Linked DNA regions of Mus musculus: region 2 is linked to region 1. A link is a loop called in an ENCODE intact Hi-C map of the cell type or tissue named here. Cell type or tissue: left cerebral cortex. All regions are shown on one strand. Links, peaks and the distances in the headings refer to the core of each region. The heading gives the core; the rest is flanking DNA. Region 1 holds the start of Gm46411 (a long non-coding RNA gene). Region 2 has its middle 12 kb from the start of Gm31600.

Region 1 (10,585 bases), core at 3,792-8,791:
CCAATATTGCTCCAATCTGAGGAGAGTGAGTGCAGACTGCTTATACCAACCCAGGCTTGTCATCTGTGAGGTCCTGCCAAGTCCTGGCCTGGGAAACGGGGCTTCTGGGTTTAGGCCACATAGAGAACGAACAACTTAACCCTGTCCTCCACAGATGGCCTTAGGGGGGGTGGGGATGGTTTTTGGTTTTCAGCAAGTTTTGACAAAGAGTCAGCTCACTCTGTATAACCCAGTTTGAAAGAAGATGCAGAATAGGCCATAAGAGACTGCTGGACTTAATTCTGAGGAGCTAAAAATTACGTTAAAAATAATAATAAAACATCCCAGTATTCCCACCAATGGAGAGCAAGTTTGAAGATGGAGCAGGGAGGTCAGTTTGAGATTGTCTGGGAAAGTGCACACACACGTGAACACATGGACTACATACCCTTGATAGCAGCTTAGCCGCTATATCTGGCTGGCCTTGAATTCATTATGTAGACCAGACTGGCCTTGAACTCACAGAGCTCTGCCTGCAACGACCTCCAGAGTGCTGGGATCAAAGGTATTTGCCACTACCCCTGGCAAAAGATGACATCATACGCTCATTTTTGATGACACAGCTGTTCTGGAACACTGGTTTGGCATTCCTTGGGAATTTCTGACATTTTTCAGGAGTTTTCATCATGACATTAAGATATTATTTGTATTATCCCTTTGCGTTCCCAGGCTTTTCCAGATGTGTGATGTGTGCTATTGCAACAGACTGAGCACAGCCAGCTAGCAATTCAGAGATTTTCAGAAAAAGTTAAATAAAGTCGGGCCATTCCTCTCATTAACTTTTTGTGGGAAAATAGTTATTTTTGTAAAAATAGATATTTATATTAACACACGATGAGTTACTATTTTTAGTTGAGTGAATAATTACTTATATTTCTAAGCTTTGCCTTTTAATACATTACCCATTTGTATAACATACAGGAGCTATTTGGAGTCCTGTTCAATAATCATAAATGTTCAAGAGTCTTGAGACCAACACATCTGATAATCCTGTGTCGGTCATGTGCTCACCATATACTATGTTGATCTGGGATATTAATTACAATATACAAAACAAAAGCTGGGTATATAGCCTAGTGGTAATGTACTGACTTAGCATGCCCGAGGGCAGGTTCGGTCCTGATTCAGCATTGCAGAATAGCAAAACTCAAAGCAAAATAGTCCACAATGCACAAAATGGCTGTGGTTCCTGAAAAGTGTGTGATACTGTGACCACCAACCAGCCCAAATCTGCAGGATTGCTTTCAACAGCTTGACATCTCTGCTTTGCCTATTGATATACCCATCTGATGGGCATTCATGTAACACAGTTACAGCATTTAACAAATGAGAGAAGGCGGCTCTGCCTTTATGGAACTTACAGCCTGTCGGTTTTATCAGGATCAGCACATACAGCTGGTATCTGTGTCTGTGGAACTGGTAGGTTGAGACTCTTCCCCATGGGCCACGCGCTGGGAGGAGTGTCCTCTGCAGTTTAACTTACTCAGCATGCCGACCCTATAGTAGGAGTAAGTGGTCATATGTCTGCTGGGTGAAGACATGGAAATAAGTAGGGACAGCTAATCGGGGATAGAGTACTTGCCTAGGTTGTGTGGGGCCCTGCCTTTCATCCTCAACACAGTGATGAGGAAATGGGAGGCAGAATCTGTGCATTTTTACAGCGCATTTGTTTTAGGTAGTCTGTTGGAGTTCCCATTTACCAGTTCCCACATCCTTTTTAGAGAAAGCATCACCCAGGTGGTAATGTTTGCGTCTCACAACATGGTATATTTCAACCATGTTCTGGCACGGATCAGAGAGAGCAAAGGAGGAGAAACCTCTGCCACAGCCAGGCTGGGAACCTTGCTCGGCAAAAGCGGCAGGTGCACCAGGGTAGCATTATCCAAAAGGACCAAATGCAGGAAAAGATGCAGGCAACCAAGAGTACCGCCCAAAGGGGCACTGCCCGAGGAGGCACGGCCCCATGTGATGCTAGGCTCCAGGAAACCCTCACAGCAAGGCCTGCATCTTAGGCCATCTTTACCTGCCTCGGCCAGGTCAGGTGTCAAATCACTTTGTCCTTTGTCAAGGCAATTGTTTAAAAGTGTCTGTTAGAGGTAACCTTCCTGGAGCTGTAACTGACTTTATTGATTTTCTTGAAATAGTGTCTAGCTCTAAACTCAAACTGGTCTGGAACTGGCTAGGTAGCCTGGGCTGGCCCCACACTCCCAGCCATCCTCCTACCTTAGCCTCCCAAGTGTAAAGATTATGGTAGAGAGGCCCACAAGCTGGGCCTGTAAGTGATTTTTATTTGTAAGGTTTATTTGTACGCAAGACCAGTAAGCTTTGCTCACTCGGACTTTTCCTAGTACTGTCCCATCGGTTTTTGTTTGTTTGTTTGTTTGTTTCTATTTGTTTCTTTCCGGTCCCACAGGAGCCTCCTCTGACCTGTTTCTCTACCATCTTCCTTCCTTCTACTTTCTCCCTGCTAGAGAACATTCTCCATCAGTGAAGGAAAGGCACAGTGACTTATGATCATGCCCAGTGTGGTGACTACTTTGTGTATTAACCCCAAATACAGTTGATATTTGCAACCGAAACCTATGTGACCTACACTCTTTCGGTGCCTTCCAGAAGTCTAAGGAACCAGGATAAGTCCTCAGTGGAAAGCTCACAGGTGCACACGTATTTGCAACAAGGCTCACTGGGGGGGTTGGAATCAGGGCATGCGCTTGCCTGAGTTAGTCAGAAACACCCTCTTCAGCTGGTATCTTTCTTTCATTTGAAACACTGGCAGCAGGTGCCGAAGGATGTAGCCAAGACCGTAACTGGCGGTAGTAGAACCATCCGATAAGAACCATTCCTCAGACCTCTAAGCTCCGAGAATACAGTTTCCTCTGGATGCTCACCTGGGCTGGTAGCTCCCTGGTAGAACATGGATGTTAGGCTGTGGAAATTCATCTCTGTACCCTCTCACCTCCCCCAAAAGACCAATTCCTGAACCGGGACTGGTGTACAAGCTACTCGGGAGACTGAGGCAGCACAAATTGCACATTGAAAGCCAGCTTGAGCTACTATAATGTGAGTTCCTGGCTAACTTGGGCAATATAATTAAGGCTGGGTCTCAAAAATGATACATAGTAACTAAAATGGGTTAGGGCTATAGTTGAGTGGTAGAACACTACTAGCATGCTCCAGGCAGACTCTGTTCAGAGCCCTATATCCTTATGTTTAAGGATAGAGAGACGAGGACACTCCTCAGACTGACGTAGTTCACCAACTAAGCCCCCCATGTACCCTCTCTCCAGTGGCTCCTCTTCTGAAAGTTCAGTGACTCTGGCAGCCGGGCACTCTCTGCCTCTCAGCGGCAGATCTGATGCCCAGCTTATCAGCTCTTCCCTAACCTTTGTCCTGCTGGCGTGGTAAAGTTTGGGTGCATTGAAGAGGCAGAAAAACAGTACACCCCTGTTCAAGCAGTCCTCCCTTGCCTTCCGCAGCCCTCTCCCGTTCTCTCCATCCCAGTTTAAATAAGAATCTGACCCCACGATTCCTGCATCTCATGTCCTGGAGAATACTTGTCAGGAGGAAGAACGGGAACACAGCCATGTGTGTTTGTAACTGGCAAGAGGTTGTGGCGACTTGACCCTCCCCCATCTCCCGTCCCCCCACCCCACCCCGCCCTGTCCCCGTTTCTACCACCTCAGCAAATTGATGTGAGCTTTTCCCTTACAGTTCGAATGTTGGCGGCAGCCTGCTCTCTTGCATTCTTCAGGGTCAGGTACTCACACAGAGAGAATGGTATTCAGCTGGCTTTTGTAGTTCAAGGTCATCTGAACAGAATAAGTTATACTTAGTATACTGACTTAGCGACGACCCCTTGTGAAAGGTTCAACATCACTATTTCAGATAGGGACTGTGTAGAGAGGTGGGCTATGGGGGGGGGGTGATTTCTGAACGGAATACTGTGTTGGTTCACACTTTAGAACAAGGTGATAAGAGCAGGGACTTTAGAATGTCACAGCCTCACTCTGTGACCTTGGTGACTTAATCTCTCTAAAACCTCTCTTCCATAAGTGGGGCATCCTGTGTACCTCAAAGGGTGATCTCAAGGGTTAAATGAGATCATGTAGGCTAATCACTTGGCTCAAATTTAAGCCAGGGTTTTTAGTACGCACGTGCACATTTATTCTTAATCAACTTCCTGATCCAAATCTGTGGATGGTGGTGCCCACGTGCATATGGCGAGGGCATGGAGGGATCTCACTATTTAGCCTGGGGTACACATGGCCACATTCCTAGCATGTGGCAGCGCAAAGCAGGAGGATCATAGGTTGCAGGCCATCCTAGGTTACAAAGCCAGATTTGCAGGAAGGGGGATCCTGGGGTCTGGGGCTCAGTAAAGCACTTGTCTAGCTGGCGGAAGAGCCTAGTTTCAAGGTTCAACATTATCAGTATCTTTGGATGCTTAGAAAATGGATGGGAAGCCGGGCAGTGGTGGCGCACGCCTTTAATCCCAGCACTTGGGAGGCAGAGGCAGGAGGATTTCTGAGTTTGAGGCCAGCCTGGTCTACAGAGTGAGTTCCAGGACAGCCAGGGATACACAAAGAAACCTTGTCTCAAAAAAAAAAAAAAAAAAAAAATCAACCCCCTCCAAAAAAATACATTAAAAAAAGAGAGAGAAAGAGAGAGAGAGAGAGAGAGAGAGAGAGAGAGAGAGAGAGAGAAAAGAAGGAAGGAAGGAAGGAAGGAAGGAAGGAAGGAAGGAAGGAAGGAAGGAAATGGATGGGAAACAGCCAGGGAAATAGAAGCAAAGCCTTAAGGAATGTGGTACCTCTGGAAAACTGCTGACACAGGCCGCCAGACAGGCCCTTCTAGGCACCTTGGTGGACGGTTTACACTTTCCTGCAACCCCAGAGCAGGCATCACCTCCTTTCCCCCCCTAACCTTTTAAACACTGTGTAGGATGCAACCAAAACCCACAGTACTTGGCAGAGCTCAGGGACTCTGTCCCATTGCTGTACCTCCTATGACCGAGAAGGCGAATCATTGCCAGCACAGAGCCACGAAGCCTTATCAGTCACTTACTGCCCCTATGTCATTGGATGCTTTCAGATTCAACACAGCGAGAAGACCTCTCAACCTCTGCAGTCAGGGCTTCCGTGTCTAAGTCTCTGTCTTGCCATTTGAAGGAGCTTCAGCAAGTGAGACCAGGTCTCAGAACGTGGAGTGCTCTGTTAGATGACTAAGGCTCATCACACACTGCAAGCTCTTTCTGTGTTTGAGAACATCTTTCTGAGTTTTTTTTTTTTTTTTTTTTTTTTTTTTTTAAAGTAGTGCTGAAGATGGAACACAGCCCCACCAACATTCTGGGCACAGGCCCTCTGCCACTGAGCGACACACCCAGCCCTCAATCCTTCTCCATCCAGATGGCAGCACCTCTGTCAGGCTGAATACCTAGGACACTGCCCTAAATTTACCATAATTCCCAGACTCAGGATTTTGTTGTTGGTGTTGTTGGTGTTGTTTTGGCTCTTCCTGCATGGAGCCACACCTATGTATTGTTCAGAAATGCAGCTTACTTTCCAGGATCCTTTACAGCCTGTCTGTGACACAGCTGCCCCTCAGCTCTGGTGGCTGCACCTGCTTGGCTCCCCTGCAATGTCAGAGACTGAGAACCCAGCATCAAGCCTCCTTTCGCTTCCGGTGTGCCTCTTCCTGAATGAGTCGGATCTTCTTCTTTAGTTCCCTCTCTCATCTCAAGGGCCACATCTAACAGAATGCTTTCTCTATGAATCAAAATGACTTTGGTTTAATTAAATGCCTTCCACAGAACTCAGGGCGGGGGGGGGGGGGTGTTGTTTTTGCCTTTTTTTTTTTTTTAACAAATTTGGAGCCTTCATTAGAAAGTGAAAGTAGATGTTAATCCTTTTAAAATATGAACCAGCAAGTCATTATCATTACACACACACACACACACAAGAGAAACTTAGTTCAAATGAGCAAAGATGCTTGAATCCTGTCACCTTTTCATCTTTGCCCAGGATAACGTTGTTATAGTGCCTTTACTTTACACTACATAACTCCTGCTAAACTCCTTAGGTAGGAGATATAATTGGCTTTTCCTTGAGAGAAGGGGAGTCACGAAGTGTGTCTGAGCAAGTCTCTGGCAAATCCCCTGGGTACTGAATAATGAAGCCTGTCTAGCTCCCAGAGTCCAGCTCTTCTCACTTTCCTTTGAACAAGGCCAGCCCATTGCTCTTTTTCAGCCCAGCTCTGGTGTTGGGGGTGGGGGTGGGAGTGGGAATCCAGTGGCCAGAGACTAAAGGGAGCTTCAAAGAGCCACGGAATCTGGTCTTCAAAAGAAAGCGTGCTCAAAGAGTTGAATGGTCCCCAGCTTGAGGACTGGTGAGTTCCTTAGGTGTGCCACAAGTGGAAGTGTGCATCTGTGGCTAATTGAAGTTCTCAGAATAATCCCTGCCCCAGGACACACACCCCACCCCCTGTGACTGGAGGGAGTGCTCAGATAAGAGCCCCCAGGCCTACATTTTACCCTTTGACTGGGATGGGCTATCATCCTTCACAGCTCACACACACAGCAAAGCCCCCTGTGCTCCCTGGCACAGGAAAGAAGTCTTTCCACATCACAGGAGCCAAACCCCAGGAGTTCTGAGGGCTGAGAACTTTGCCCTTGTAAACTGCTTTGGTAAAGAACTCAAAGGCAGGAGAGTGCGATAAGGAAACTGCTCCACATTGTTTTATAGTCTTAGCATTCACCCGGTTCCTGTAGTGTTCTGTATTCTTCTACTTGAACCATAGAAGCCAAGCGTATCCCTCCTCCCACCAGGCTGGAACATCCCATTTACCCAGTCTTGGGCTCTGTTGTGTGCCCGCAACATTCTGAAGTACAGTCTACATCTTTGAGTAAAATATCTGCTGAATCTGTCATTGGCTTCAACATTCACATTGGCAGGGGTTTTCTTTGAGGTTTTTTTTTTTTTTGGTTTTTGTTTTTTAATTGGGTGGAGGTGTGCGTTAGTACAACTTTTACCAGCTTAACTAGTTTTAAGTGTAGAGGTCACCATATGGAGAACACTCACACCTATTGTGAAACCATCACCAATATCCAGCCCCACAATCCTTTTCGTCTTCCCAATCTGAAACTGTCCTGAAATAATACTAACTTCCAATTTCTCCAACTGTAACCTCCCAGCAACCTCCGTTCTGCTTCCTCTTTCTAGGAGTCTGACTGCTCGAAGAACCTTCTGTAGGTAGAACCATACTGTATCTATTGTTAGCAGAATGTCCTCGGGGCTGATCGATTCAGAGTGTGTGTCAGAGTCAACCTCCCCAACCCTGTTTCTTTTGTGCTTTTGTGGTTTTGTGGTTGTGTGTGTGTGTTGCTAGTATCAAACACAAAACCTTGTGCTTACTAGACAACGTATTCCTTCAGTGAGCTACAACCCCAGCAACCTCCTTACTACCTAAAACCAAGCAGTCTCCCATGGAAGGAGAGGGTTTAGCAGTTAATAACACTTGCTGCTCTTCCTGAAGACATAGGTTCAATTCTCAGTGCCCACATGGCAGTCACAACCACCTGTAACTCCAGTTCCAACAGATCTGACACTCTATTCTGCCCTCCATTTGGCGTCAGGCGCACATGTGGTGTGCAAACATACACGCAAGGCGAAACACCCACACACATAAAATAGAAATAAATCTTTAGTGGTGCATACCTTTAATCCTAAAACTCAGGAGGGAGAGGCAGTGAGATCCTGTCTCAAAAAAGCAAGACAAATGAAAAAGTATTCTATAATTTGCATTTTTCAGTCTATTCATTCACCCATCAACAGAATTTTGGCTACTGTGCCCAATGCTGCTATCAGCATAACCGTACAGACAATTTTTCAACACCCTGTTTTCAGTTCTTCAGGGGATATACACAGAAGTGTCATTGCTAAATCATATGCCAGTTCTATTTTTAATCTTTCAAGGAACTACCAACCTTTTTCCATTCTGACCGGCACAGACGAGCAGTTTTTCCACGCCCTCGACACACTACCTCCTGATTGTTTGGACAGTAGGGCATCTGAAAGGTGTCAACTCCAGTATCATTTGTTTTTTTCTTGCCCAGTTCTTATTGTTTTAACTATAGATTTGTAGTCATTTTTACTAAAATTTTGATGCATTTGTTTATTGTAGTGTATGTGGGGGTGGTGGTGATGGGGGGGCCGTCAAAAGGACAACTTTCAGGAATCAGTTTTCAACTTTTAGCGTGATTCATATAGATCATGTTCCTTAGATCAAAATCAAGATGTCAAGCTTGGCAGCAAACACCTTGACCCGCTAAGCAATCTTGCCAGCAGGCTTCATAATGTCTTAATATCTAGTATCTCTTCTGTCTATATAGTTCTTTAGTAAAATTGTTTTTATTTACTTTTGTTGTTCTGTTGTTATTGTTTTTAACAGCATCTCTCTGTCTAGCCTTAAAACTTTTTATTTATTTATGCTTATGTATGTGTGGATGGGTGGGGGTCAAAAGACTGTGAGCTCATTCTTATCCTATGGGATCTGACGAACAAACTCAAGTCCTTAGATTTGATGGTGAGCACGTTTACCCACTGAGCTATCTCACTAGCTCCACCCAGCTGGCCTCAGAATCCCAGCTCTCCTGCCTCAGTCTTCCAAGGAGTATACTACCATGCCCCTCACCATGCCTAGCCCCTCATCAAAATATTATTTGCTATATCCTCATTTATTTGTTTCAGATGCACCCAAGAATTGTTTTTTACATCTCTATATTTTATAGGAATTTTGTCTATATACTTTTGAAGTTTTGGTTGGGATTACCTTTATCGTAACAATTTAGAATGCACATTTTAAAAAAATAAATTCTTTTTTTTTTATTTTTAGTTTTGTATATGGGTGTGGGTGTAGGTATATAGAGACCAGGTGTGGGTGTAGGCATATAGAGACCAGAGGCCAACGCTTGGCAGTTACTTTTCTCTGACCATGTGAGTCTTAGAGATCAAATGAAGGCCGTCATACACGGCTGGAAGTGCTTTGACCTGCTGAAGCATCTCTCCAGCCCTACGATGTACTTTCTTATTTTTTTTTAAAGACTTATTTTATTTATATAAGTACACTGTAGCTGTCTTCAGACACACCAGAAGAGGGCATTGAGTCCCATTATAGATGGTTGTGAGCCACCATGTGGTTGCTAAGAATTGAACTCAGGACCTCTGGAAGAGCAGTCAGTGCTCTTAACCACTGAGCCATCTCTCTAGCCCTATGATGTACAAAAAAAAAAAAAAAAAAAAAAAAGATAGGGTCTTACTCTGTAATCCTAGCAGGTCTGAATGAATATTTTAAAAACGCAATTCTAATTTTCCCCTCTCAATCTTCTGTTAACTCTCTGGACACATACATTTATGTTTCTTTTTTTTTTTATTTTCCTGGTTACACACAAACAATGCTAAAACTTTGTTGCTTTGTGCATGGGCTTTAAAAAATTGTGTATTTTATTTATTTATTTATTTGTTTGTTTGTTCGTTTGTTTGTTTGTTTGTTTGTTTAATGCATATGAGTATACTGTAGCTGTCTTCAGACACACCAGAAGAGGGCATCAGATCCCATTACAGATGGTTGTGAGCCACCATGTGGTTGCTGGGAATTGAACTCAGGACCTTTGCAAGAGCAGTCAGTGCTCTTAACCACTGAGCCATCTCTCCAGCCCAAAATTGTGTATTTTTTGACAGTCAGTGTTTTTAAGATGAAAACTCTATGTGGTGTGTATAAGAGAATGTTATAATTGTCCTCTCCTTTCTTTCTTCTGTCTGTCTGTCTGTCTGTCTGTCTGTCTTCCTTTTGTTTTTCCATCTGTATGCTTGTTGCGATAGAGTCTCTCTGCATAGGCTGGCTGTCCTGTAATCCAATATTTAGACCAGGCTGGCCTCAAACCCACAGAGATCCTCCTACTTCTGTCTCCCAAATACTAGAATTACGGATGGCTAATTGTCCACTTTGTAAAGCAAAACAATGCTATATTGAAAGGAAGATGATTTTTTGCAGGCAAGAAGACTCTGTGTGTGTGTGTGTGTGTGTGTGTGTGTGTGTGTGTTGATAATGATCTTGTCTTGCTCTGTAGCCAAGACTAATTTGGGCTTGTAATAAAAGTATTTTTTTCTTTTTTTTCTTTTCTTTTATTAGGTATTTTCCTCATTTACATTTTCAATGCTATCCCAAAAGTCCCCCATACCCACCTCCCCAATCCCATACCCACCCACTCCCCCTTTTTGGCCCTGGCGTTCCCTGTACTGGGGCATATAAAGTTTGCAAGTCCAATGGGCCTCTCTTTGCAGTGATGGTCGACTAGGCCATCTTTTGATACATATGCAGCTAGAGACAAGAGCTCCGGGGTACTGGTTAGTTCATATTGTTGTTCCACCTATAGGGTTGCAGTTCCCTTTAGCTCCTAAAAGTATTTTTCCAAGTACTTACATTACAGGTGTGTACTCCCAGGTCCAGTGAGAACTGGGTTTAAATCTCAGGTCTGCTACTCACCAGATGC
Region 2 (10,585 bases), core at 2,727-7,726, 53 kb before region 1:
AGCCAACTCTACAGAGTGAGTTCCAGGACAGCCAGGGCTACACAGAGAAACCCTTTCTCAAAAAAAAAAAAAAAAAAAATATATATATATATATATATAGAGAGAGAGAGAGAGAGAGAGAGAGGAAGGAAGGAAGGAAGGAAGGAAGGAAGGAAGGAAGGAAGGGAAGAAGGAAAGAAGGAAGGAAGGAAGGAAGAAAGGAAGGTAAGCCTGTCTCAACAAACATGCTACACTTGACCTCTGGTCCCTACATGTACATGGACCAGATAGCCTGCCTGTCTGTCTTAAGAAACCCCCTTTCTCAACCTGCATTGGGAGGGGGGGGGTCATCTTTCTTTTCTTTTTGTCTTTTGGTGGGTTGGTTTGGTTTGGTTTTTGAGACAGGGTTTCTCTGTGTAGCCCTGGCTATCCTGGAACTTGTTCTGTAGACCAGGCTGGCCTCAAACTCACAGAGATACCCTGCCTGGGCCTAGTTTAGTTTTTCTTGGTTTGTTCCCCATATGTTCCCCTTATGAGAAGCCACCCTCTGTGTGTCACCCCTGTAGACCTTGACAGGAAATTCAAAAGGGAATTCCAGCTTTGTGTTAACAGCCAAGCTCTATCTTCCAGAGCCAAGTTAGGGTTTCAGCTACAGTTGAGGTACTAACAGCATAGCTTCCCATGAACAGAGGGCAGGAGGTGTCTAGCAATGACCAAAACATAGGAAGGAGAATCTGTCCCCAGAGTCAGGAGAGCTAGGAAAAGGTGAGATAAGAAAAGGCTCTTGCCAGATATGGACACACACTGACCTTTAATTCCAGGACTGGAGAGGCAGAAGTGGTGGAGCTCTGTGAGTTCAAGGCCATCCTCCTCTACATAGCCAGTTCCAGGTCAGCCCCAGCCAGAGGCTACACAGTGAAATCTTGTCCAAAAAAATGCTGCATACATGAGACAAAAGGCGAAGTCCTAGACGGTCACTATGATTCTTTTGGAAGTACAGGTCCAAGAAATGAGAATAAAAGCATCAAAGGTTGGAGGTGTGAGAAGCTGCACTAAAGGTTTTTCAGTACCAGGACCCATTGGCAGGAAAGAAATCGTGAGGTGGACAGATTCGATCAATGGAGTCTTTGTGCTCTTCTGTTGTTTTGTTCTGTTTCGTTTTTATGAGACAGAGCCTGGCTGTGTAGCTCAAGCTGGCCTGGCATTCTTTACCCTCCTGCCTTGGCCTCTAAGTGTTAGGATTTGAAGGTTGTGCCCCAACAACTATCTTAATATGGGTCATAAGTGGTGCCATGCAGACATTTATCTGAAAGAGTACTTCACAGGTGTCCCTATGGGCACCCAGCCCCAAGGTCAACTATATGACCCATCTGACCAAGCTAAGCGGTGGACAAAGACCACCATCCATTTTAGTAAAATCTCGGGCAGTGGCAGTCCAGACTAGGAGTAGAATAAAGGCACTTAGGATAAAGTACTCAAGGGGTGTAAAGAGATAGAAACAATGCCTTTGATTGTGGAAATGTTGTTGAAGAATGGCAGACCAAAGAAAGACCCTGTGTGGAGTCATGTGCATATGGCCTACCAGACCACTCTCTCCAAGTTCTGTGACATCCCGTCCTGCCCATCATTCTACAAAGAGCACACTAGGATGGGCCTATCATTTGGATGATTTGGGGCACTGGGCAGTGGTAGCCTGTACACAGTACTAGGGAGTCATCCATTGGGGTTTACAGAGAGTTGATTCAACATCCCCCCCTGACCTGGAGATGAAAGCTAGGGATTCACAAGTCTCTTATATAACAATGCCAAATATGTCATAGAACTTACACAAAAACTACACATCCTCCTACATACTTTAGATCACCTCTAGATGATGTACACTACCTCGAACAATAGAGATGCCATTTAAGTCATTGGTATAGTATGTTGTAAAGGGAATAAGGACAAGAAAAAAAAAATCTGTTACATGTGTAGTAGAGAAAGTCATCACAGAGCTAACAGCACAGTACACAGCTACACAGGCACACATCCCAGACTCTGAGGATAGCTGTACTGCATCGCAGCATATTTACGCACATTAATATGTGTATTATAGATAAGGGATGTAGCTCAGATGTTGCATACATGGATTTGATCCTCGGCATCATTAAAAACAGGTGAATATAGTACCAGAAAAACAGCTCAGGCAGGAAGCAAGCACTGGGGGTTGAGGTCTATCCCTAGAACCTATGTTCAGAGCAAACAAGAAACGGGGCATGCGAATATGTGCCTTTAATCACAGAACTAGGGAACCAGAAAGCAGAAGACGTCTGTGATTCACTGGTCAGCCAGCCTAGCCACGGTGAGTCCCAGGCCAGCTAAGACCCCGATCTCAAAAAGAGAAAAACAAAAACAACAAAAATCAGGTGGACGGGGCCTGAGGAATGACTTCCAAGGTTGTCCTCTGGTTTCAACACACACTCACACACACAGGAAGGTGTACATTTTTGTGCATGTAGATACATGGACACATGCACACACATGAACACATGCATGCACACACACACACATACAGAGGCATGTAAGATATGTACTAAAATGTAACACGTTAATCTTATTCTCTATCACAAAGCTCCCTTCGCAGCAAACTTTTCCCCTTGCTTCTCTAACACTGAATTCCAGCCTCAGAGGCTACACCTGGGGATCTGGTTTGAACCAGGATGTGCGGCTTAGAATCCAGCCTGAGGAGTTGGGGGAGCGGGGATTGGAAGCTCACAAATGAGGAAGGTAGGACCTGGAGTCAGAAGAACAACAGAAGAGAGCTGGCTTCATTAAGTCAGCTTGGCTTCTGGCTCTTTTCCCACATGCACGTGCTCAGATGGAGTGTATTTCTCCTCAGCCCTAAGAACCAGATCTTTGCAGACCCACCTTTAGTTAGCCAATTGCCACCTTAGTCCCCGCCCCCAGCTTTAAAGAGGGAGTGGGATTTGTGCCTATTGGTTGGGCAGGAAAGCTGGAAAGCTTAGCTGTATTCACTGTACAACGTGCTTGCCACACATCCGGGAACTTGATTCTTTTTCAAGTCTTCATAGCTACTTCAACACAGTCAGGTTGCGTGGAAACTGCTTTTGACCAGAAGGGTTTTGCGGATAGCCATCCTTAGACAATTGTGATGTTCTATTTAGCACTATACCGTTTTCACTGAAAAGTCCATTGATAACGAATGGGCCAGATCAGTTTTTAAGGACCACTCTCCCTCCCAGAGGGCAGACCTCTATAGCAGCCTGTACCTGCTGGCCGGTCATCATGGGGACACAGGGATGACATGGCTCTCCTGCAAAGTTTGCAGGCATGTAGACCAAAGAGACTCAGAAATGTGGCGAGCAGGGATATAGGCTATTGCTTTCTCATTGGAAGATGTGTTTCCCACGTGTGCCATGAAGCAGACCAAGGAAGCTTGCAAGCCTTCCTAGAGTTCCAGGGAAAGGAGACTTTCTTCTCTCACTAACGCTTCCAATTCCTCCTTCCTTGGTCACTCAATAGCAAGCAGACTTTGGCTGTGGATTTACATTGGGCAAGTAACTCTGTCACACTCTTGGAGGTATATAGACTGCTTGTCCCGAGCTCATGGGATAGAGGGCAGTCATTTACAAAGATGGTTATAAGCCAATATAGAAGGGGTGGGACCCAGGAGAGCCCCAAATTCTGATTGAGCACATGAGAGCAGACCCTAAATGTGGCTAGAGGCAGAGCATTTAGTGTCAGGGAAGCCACTGGATGAAGTGGCTGCAACACCTATAGCCAGAACCTGATGACCTGAACAGTTCTCATGCCCCCGGTAGTGCTCTCAGATAGAACAGTAGACCAGCCACACAAATCCTCCTCATAGGCTCCTCCTACTTCAGAGAGAAGAGACCCACTAACGTGCACAGGGTAACAGCGAGTGACCAGGTGACCAGGGAGAACGGGGGAGGTGACAGGCTAATGAGAACACGGAAGGAAGAGCTTTGAAGAGGACGACTCTGTGTGCCACACTCTGACAGTCAAGCCCCATAGCTTCATCCTAAAGGTTGTATAGAGGGGTAGGGTGGAAGCCATGTGCTGACTGACTACTATGCCCACCCATTGGCTTTAGGGCTGTGGGTAGCATTGAGGCAATGGGGTCCCTACATGGCAAGGATCCGGTGTCTCCCCTTGAATATTCGAAATAAAGCCTGAGTTTCAAAGCTCCTAAAATGTATTATCAGTCTCTTCTGGGGACCATATGTTGCCACACTGTGCAGGTTCGAGGTGAGTCCGGGCACTTGCATCTCTGGTCTCGGTAGTCCTGTCTATAAAAAAAAAGGGAGGGTGGAAGGGGAAAGCAATGTCTTAAGGCTTACCTAAGTTACTTCTAGAAACATGTGTGCATCAGAACCATCAGTCTAGGGTTGTGAGCTACTGTACTACCTCAGTTCATACTACCCATCACCCACCCCTCCCACAGCCCTGCCTCCTTCCCTTCGGCTTTTTTGGCTTTTATGCTAGATTAACCCTCCTTCTTTGACAGTTCCATTTTGGGTTACTCTACAATTTCCTCTTCTTCCTCTCACTTCCTTGGAGTCCGTCAGAGCCCTCAGAAATCCCATCCATATGCCTGTGACACCAGCTATCACCTCAGTATACACTTGTCCTAAGCCTGGCTCTGACGCCCAACCTCCTCCCCTGCCCCCGCCCCCTCCCCCGCCCCTGCCCCCTGGACCTCACTCACTATCCCAGACTTGCAGGTCCCTTTCCATATCACATCAGCATCTCAGACCCTACTTGCCCTCTTCCCCAGACCTGTTCCTTCTTCACAGGGGCTCAGACAGCATCTTTCCCACTCTCCACCCACACTGAAGACTCTCCTCTCTCAAGCACTCTACCCCTGGGGGATGGGTTAAGCCCAGCCTGAAAGCTCAGCAGCAGCTCAAAGAATTGCTTCTTATTCTTTGTTTACCACGCCCACATCTTATTCTGCTCACTGCAGCTATGGCAACCCCCTCACAAGGATCTCCTTGCCTCCGGGATTTGTCTGTTATCTCTACTTCCCTTTGCTCAAGTCCCACCCACCACTGTAAATGGACCTCACACTGTTCAGAGTTGAGAAAAGCCACTCGGCTTCAACCCTCTCCATCTGCCACCCCACCAAGCATCCTTCCATATCTGCTGGCATCCTTGGTTCTCCTTTTGGCAGGCCTAATCCCTTCTTTCGACCCCCATGTTCCTCCTGCCTGTTATCTGTACTCCAGATCTTCCTCTCACCCACATTCGCCCCTCCCCTCTATGTTTCAATTCCCCCTCATCGTTATCAGGGGTCGATGCCAAAGGTGAAGGGATTTCCACCAGGCCCGGAATGTGCTAGTTGCCAGTGGCAAACTCCAAACTCTCATCTGGTACATAAGGTACACCCAGGGATCACAACGCATCTGAGAAAACCAGCAGTGGGAGGAAATTAGACCCTGGGGAAATAAGCTCAACAGGAAAGAGAAGAGTGTTAAATTAAGTATAATTAGTGTCTTGGGAGAGGTGTTCGAGGATGCTAAATCCATGAATGACTGGTTGCTCCGGAGAAGAAACCATCAGAGTGCCAGGAAACCTAACTCATAATTGTTCAATGAGACCTCGCCTGATGGAGACAGTCACAGAAGGCTGTCCTGGGTGAGGAGTCTAATGAACGGAAGGACAGGCTCATTGGCCCAAAATACAGTTCAAAGGTTAGAGGTCTGATGTGAGGTTGGCAAAGTAAGGGAGGCCTGATGAGATGGCCCAGCAAGTAAAGGCACTTGCCACCAAGCTGGACAACCTGAGTTTGAGTCCCAGGATATCACGTCACAAAAGGAAGGAACTGGCTCCTGAAAGTTGTCCTATGGCCTCTAGATGTACCGTGGCATTGTGACAGTCATGCAAATCAATTTTAAAGTGAAACAAAACAAAACATTTTCTTATGTTTGCTTGACTTTTGATACCGGGTTTCTCTTTGCAGCCCTGGATATCCTGGCGCTCACTTTGTAGACCAGGCTAGTCTTGAACTCATAGGGCTCTGCCTGCCTTCTGAGTGCACTACCACCACCTGGCTCAATTTTGTTTTTCTTTTAAAGAGAGAAAGAGACATGAAGGCATGAGGCTTGGGTCACTGCTGCTGGCTTACAACAACCCAGGACCAGGTAAGACCCAGAAGAAAAATACATTTTACAGTGAAGATTAAAGCCGTTTCATCTTTTGACCTAAAGTGGTTTTGAAATTAGTAAGTCATGTCCCAAAATACTGAAAAACCCATGGTAAGTAGCTACCATTTCCATTATTAGAAAAATTAAATAATTTGTTACCATTTCTTTCCTACCCCCCCCCCCCACCTAGAGACAAGATCTCACTGTGTAGCCCTGGTTGGCCTTGAACTTGCTACTCTCCTGCCCTTCCCTCCAAGTGACTGACAGACTGTACTCGCACATCTGGAGAGCATCCTTCAAATAACACTGTTTTCTTCATGCAAAACAAATGGACTCCCTTCTCAGTCTTTCAGATCTTCCCCTCTCTCTCTCTCTTGAGGAAACACACATAGCCTTTCAACCCCCATCACACATCCTTTCATCACGTGTGGCCCTCTCCACGGGCTCAACAGCCTGGCTGCTTGCAGGCTGTGCGTGATTCCTTTAGGAAGGTGGTCCAGCACACGCCCAGGGCAGGGCTCAGCAAACAAAAGTCGAGTGCATGAAAATTCTCTCTCTGCCACACCTCCACTGCCCTCGGGAGTGTGTGTGTGTGTGTCTGTCTGTTTGTCTGTCGGTCTGTCAGTCTATCCTGATCTGTTTTGTGTGTGTTTGTTCATGTTCTGATTTGGGGTGTGTGTGTGTCTGTGTGTGTGTGTGTGTGTGTGTGTCCTGATCTAGCACATCCCTGGGCTGAAAGGCTGTTCCAGGAAGAAGTCTGATTGGGCTCTGCTACAGGCAACCCCCCCCCCAACAGTTGCCAGGAGGGAGGAGGAAGAAAGTCTAAATGGGCAGCAACAACAGGAAGTAGAATCAGTCTCACAGAAGTACTAAGTAAGGAACCAGGCAAGAGCAGCCCCAAGGGCAGCCCCTGTTCACATTGAGAAAACAGCAGGATCCTGAAAAGCAGAGAGCCTTGCATTCTGCCCAGCTGGGAACCGGCCACAATCCAACCCACCCACAGCTGTCTGTGTATTTCTCTGTCTAAAATACCCAAATCCCTAAAAGGGAAGCCTTGGGGGAGAGGTTTGAGCATCAAATCCAATCAGGACCTTTGTGCTCCCAAGATAAACTGCAGGAGAAGGAGCCCAAAATGGCTGGAGTGCAGATCAAGGTCAATGCCACCTGGCTGAGTGTCCTCTCTCTAGGGTTAAGCTGCAAGATTGGAAGTTCACAATGAGAAAGGGCAGAGCAAGAGGTGAGGTCAGCTGACTACTCAGAGGTCCTGGAGAATGCTGGAGTTAAGAAATAAAAGTTGGCACCTACACTCTGAGAGGTAGCTCTAGCCACTACATGCCTTCTGCCATTCTGAGCATCCGTACCTCCCACAGGCCTTCCCTGATCCTTCACTAAGTGTCATTCTCCTGCCCCTTACTACCAAGCTGGGCCATATGAAACTGCCAACAGACATTGTGTTTGTCCTTAACACCCGGCCATTTCACTGGCCCAGTAAAATGCTTCAACAGAGTTCCGAAGGCAGAGTTTGTGCATTCTTTGTCCATTTCTTTGAAGGCCACGCCATGCAGGAGATAAAAGAAATACAAACCACAGAGACTGGTGGATCTGTGAATGTATTTTCTCCTTGCCAAGCAATTCACCCGGAGTTTCTTAGAAAGTTCCTCTACAGCCCTTAAGTAAAAATCAGTTTGCCAAATCTTTCATTATTAAAATAGGATCCTCCTGTAGTCCAGGTACAATAACTACACAGAGAGAAATGAAACAAACAAACAACAACAACAAAGAAAACAATGCTAATACCTTCTGGTATCACTCGTTAACAGACACACCAGGACAATCTCAAAAGGAGCTTACTGCTGGTCTCATTTCCAGAAAATGAAGGAATTCTTCTTATAGACTTTGGGGGGGAGGGATTGTTTGTTTGTTTGTTTGTGTGTATTGTAGTTGGGGTTTTTTTTTGTTTGTTTGTTTGGTTGGTTTGGTTTTGATTTTTTGAAAGAAGATTTCTCTGTGAAGCCCTGGCTGTCCTAGAACTAATTCTCTATCCCAGGCTGGCCTCAAATTCAGAGATCCACCTGCTTCTGCCTCCCAAGTGCTGGGATTAAAGCCACCACATCAGCTGTTACAGAGTAATTCTAAAAGCAACTCTTTAAAAAAAAGTTATAGCCATGCTATAGGCACTCAGGTGTTTAAAGCAGGAAGACCAAGAATTCAAAGGCCAGTCTGGTCTTTATAAGCAAGATCCTGATTCAAAACAAAATGAAACAAAACCAACCAGAGTCCGGTCTGATGATGTGTCCCTTCAATCAGCATTCAAGAGGCAGACACAGGAGGGTATGGGGGGACTTTTGGGATAGCATTGGAAATGTAAATGAGGAAAATACCTAATAAAAAAATATTAAAAAAAAAAAAAAAAAAGAAGCAGACAAAGGTGGCTCTCTACACTGACTGTTGGTCTGGTTTATAGAGTGAGCTCCAGTACAGCAAGGCTACGGTGCGACCACCTAACTCAAATACCAGCCACCATGAGAGACCTTTTCCCTTCTTCAACTGTGAGCCAAAATAAAACCTGGGCTCCTGTTCTGCAACCTCCTACAAAGTGATCTGACAGGTAGTCAGAACTGTGCCAGAACCATATCTCCTAAAATCTCTTTCTAGGAGATATGGTGTGTGGTCCAACCTCTGCAACAACCTCCAAGACACCCCCTCCCCATACCCTCTACCTACCAACCCTGCAGCTGGCTGGCACCAGGCTTCCAGTTTTTTTTTCTTTTCCCAGAATTAGGTTCCTAGGGAAAGTTCAATACCTTGGGGTTCATTGTTTCAAAGGTCTGAAAGTCCAAGGAGAAGAACAAAGGTTCTTCTACGGCATCTTCATTCTTGCTAGAATGGCTACAGCTTGGCCTAGAACTTTTTGCAGTACTTGCCACTAGTTTGTTCTAAGAGCTTGATGGTCCCACCTACAGGCACTGTGCAGAACTTCCTAGGAATTCCACACCACACGTGGGACATCCCTGAGTCTTAAAGAGTTGCTGGGCAGGAAATGGGGCAGTATTTGCAAAGCAAGCTTTAAAAGAGAGTGGTCTCTGTCTGAGTTATCAAACTAACAAAAGAATGAAGGCCAGGTCTGACCTTTTACCTACACCTGTGGGACAGGACTGGATGTGAAAGACGAATCATGGTGGGGTGTCTCCAGCTCCCCAGAAATGGCCACAGAGCTACTGTTTAATATACAATCTCATATGCAGAAAAGATGGGCCCTACATAGACAGGCAGCATTTACACAGTGACCCATCTGTCCAAAGCTCTAAACTTAACATAATTGCCCTCAACTTTGTCTCCCAAGAGTTATAGTTTAAAGAGATATGAGAAAATCATTCACGAAAATGGCAGAACCAACCTATAAGCCCAGAAAACATAAAGAGCTGTTATTAGGAGTGATGACAGAAACAAACCGTGAAGATGGCTGATGGTGATCAGGACCTGGGATAATCTGGGATACCAATGACAAGGTCACTAGACCAATCACTCATATTTGAGCACCAAGGCCAACTCTACTTTCATGTGTTCTCTTCCCCAAGGGAATTTCCAGCCTTCCTTCAAAGAAACTCCTGCAGCAGTGGGTGTTGAAGACTCAGTGGGTGAATGAATGAATGACAGGATCTTGGATTGGTGTGTATCTTAGTTACTTTCTATTGCTTTGATGAGACACCAGGACCAAGGCAACTTATAGAAGAGTTTACTGGGGCTTAGAGTTCCAAAGGAAGAGTCTATGACCATTGTGGCAGGAAGTATGGCAGCAGGCAGGCAGACATAGTGCTGGAGCAATAGCAGATAGCTTACCTCTTGTGACAACACTAGACATAGAGTGTGACCTGGGAATAATGCAAGTCTTTTGAAACTTAAAAGTCCACCCTGAGTGACACACCTCCTTCAACAAAGCCACACCTCTTAATCCTTCCCAAACAGTTCCATCAGCTGGAAACCAAGCATTCAAATACATAAATCTATGGGAGCCATTCTTGTCCAAAAGACTACAGTATGTTTGTTTGTTTGTTTGTTTATCTGGTTAGCTTTGTTTTGTTTTGGTTTTTGGTTTTTGTTTTTGTTTTTTGTTTTTTGATTTTTGTTTTTGTTTTGTTTTGTTTTCTGAGACAGGGTTTCTCTGTATAGCCCTGGCTGTCCTGGAACTCACACTGTAGACCAGGCTGGCCTTGAACTCAGAGATCTGCCTACTTCTGCCTCCCAAGTTTAGGGCTTAAAGGCATGTGTGGCAATGCCCCACTGGACAGTCCATTTATTTAACTTATGCTCATTTTATTCCAGTTCTACAGTCACTTCCAAATATAGGTACAAATTCTTTGATATTTTGTTCTTCAAAAGGTGGAGTCTAATTCTTCTCCCATTAACTCCCATTAAGAATAAGTGGTAGCCAGGCGTGG

Evidence for each region. Hi-C counts contacts between places; a loop is a spot of excess contacts. Peaks named below come from ENCODE experiments on the same cell type or tissue, not always from the same donor. Only the 100,000 strongest peaks of a DNase experiment are listed, where the experiment ranks them.
Region 2: a loop joins it to region 1, with 1.9 times the contacts of the local background. A loop is called at or near these places in 2 of 42 quality-filtered maps.

Annotation. Positions count from the first base shown.
Region 1 is chr13:37,796,191-37,806,775 of GRCm38, forward strand. Gm46411 (a long non-coding RNA gene) reads right to left here and starts at 3,387. Exons shown (of 3, transcript XR_003950624.1): 1 at 3,316-3,387; 2 at 1,401-1,536. It also overlaps a transcript of Rreb1 not described here. In left cerebral cortex, for the core only: no CTCF peak of the experiment used is centred there; no DNase peak of the experiment used is centred there.
Region 2 is chr13:37,744,744-37,755,328 of GRCm38, forward strand. No RefSeq gene overlaps it. Among named protein-coding and RNA genes, the nearest start is that of Gm31600, 12 kb to the right of the region's middle. In left cerebral cortex, for the core only: no CTCF peak of the experiment used is centred there; DNase peaks (open chromatin) are centred at 4,947, 6,600, 7,044 and 7,482.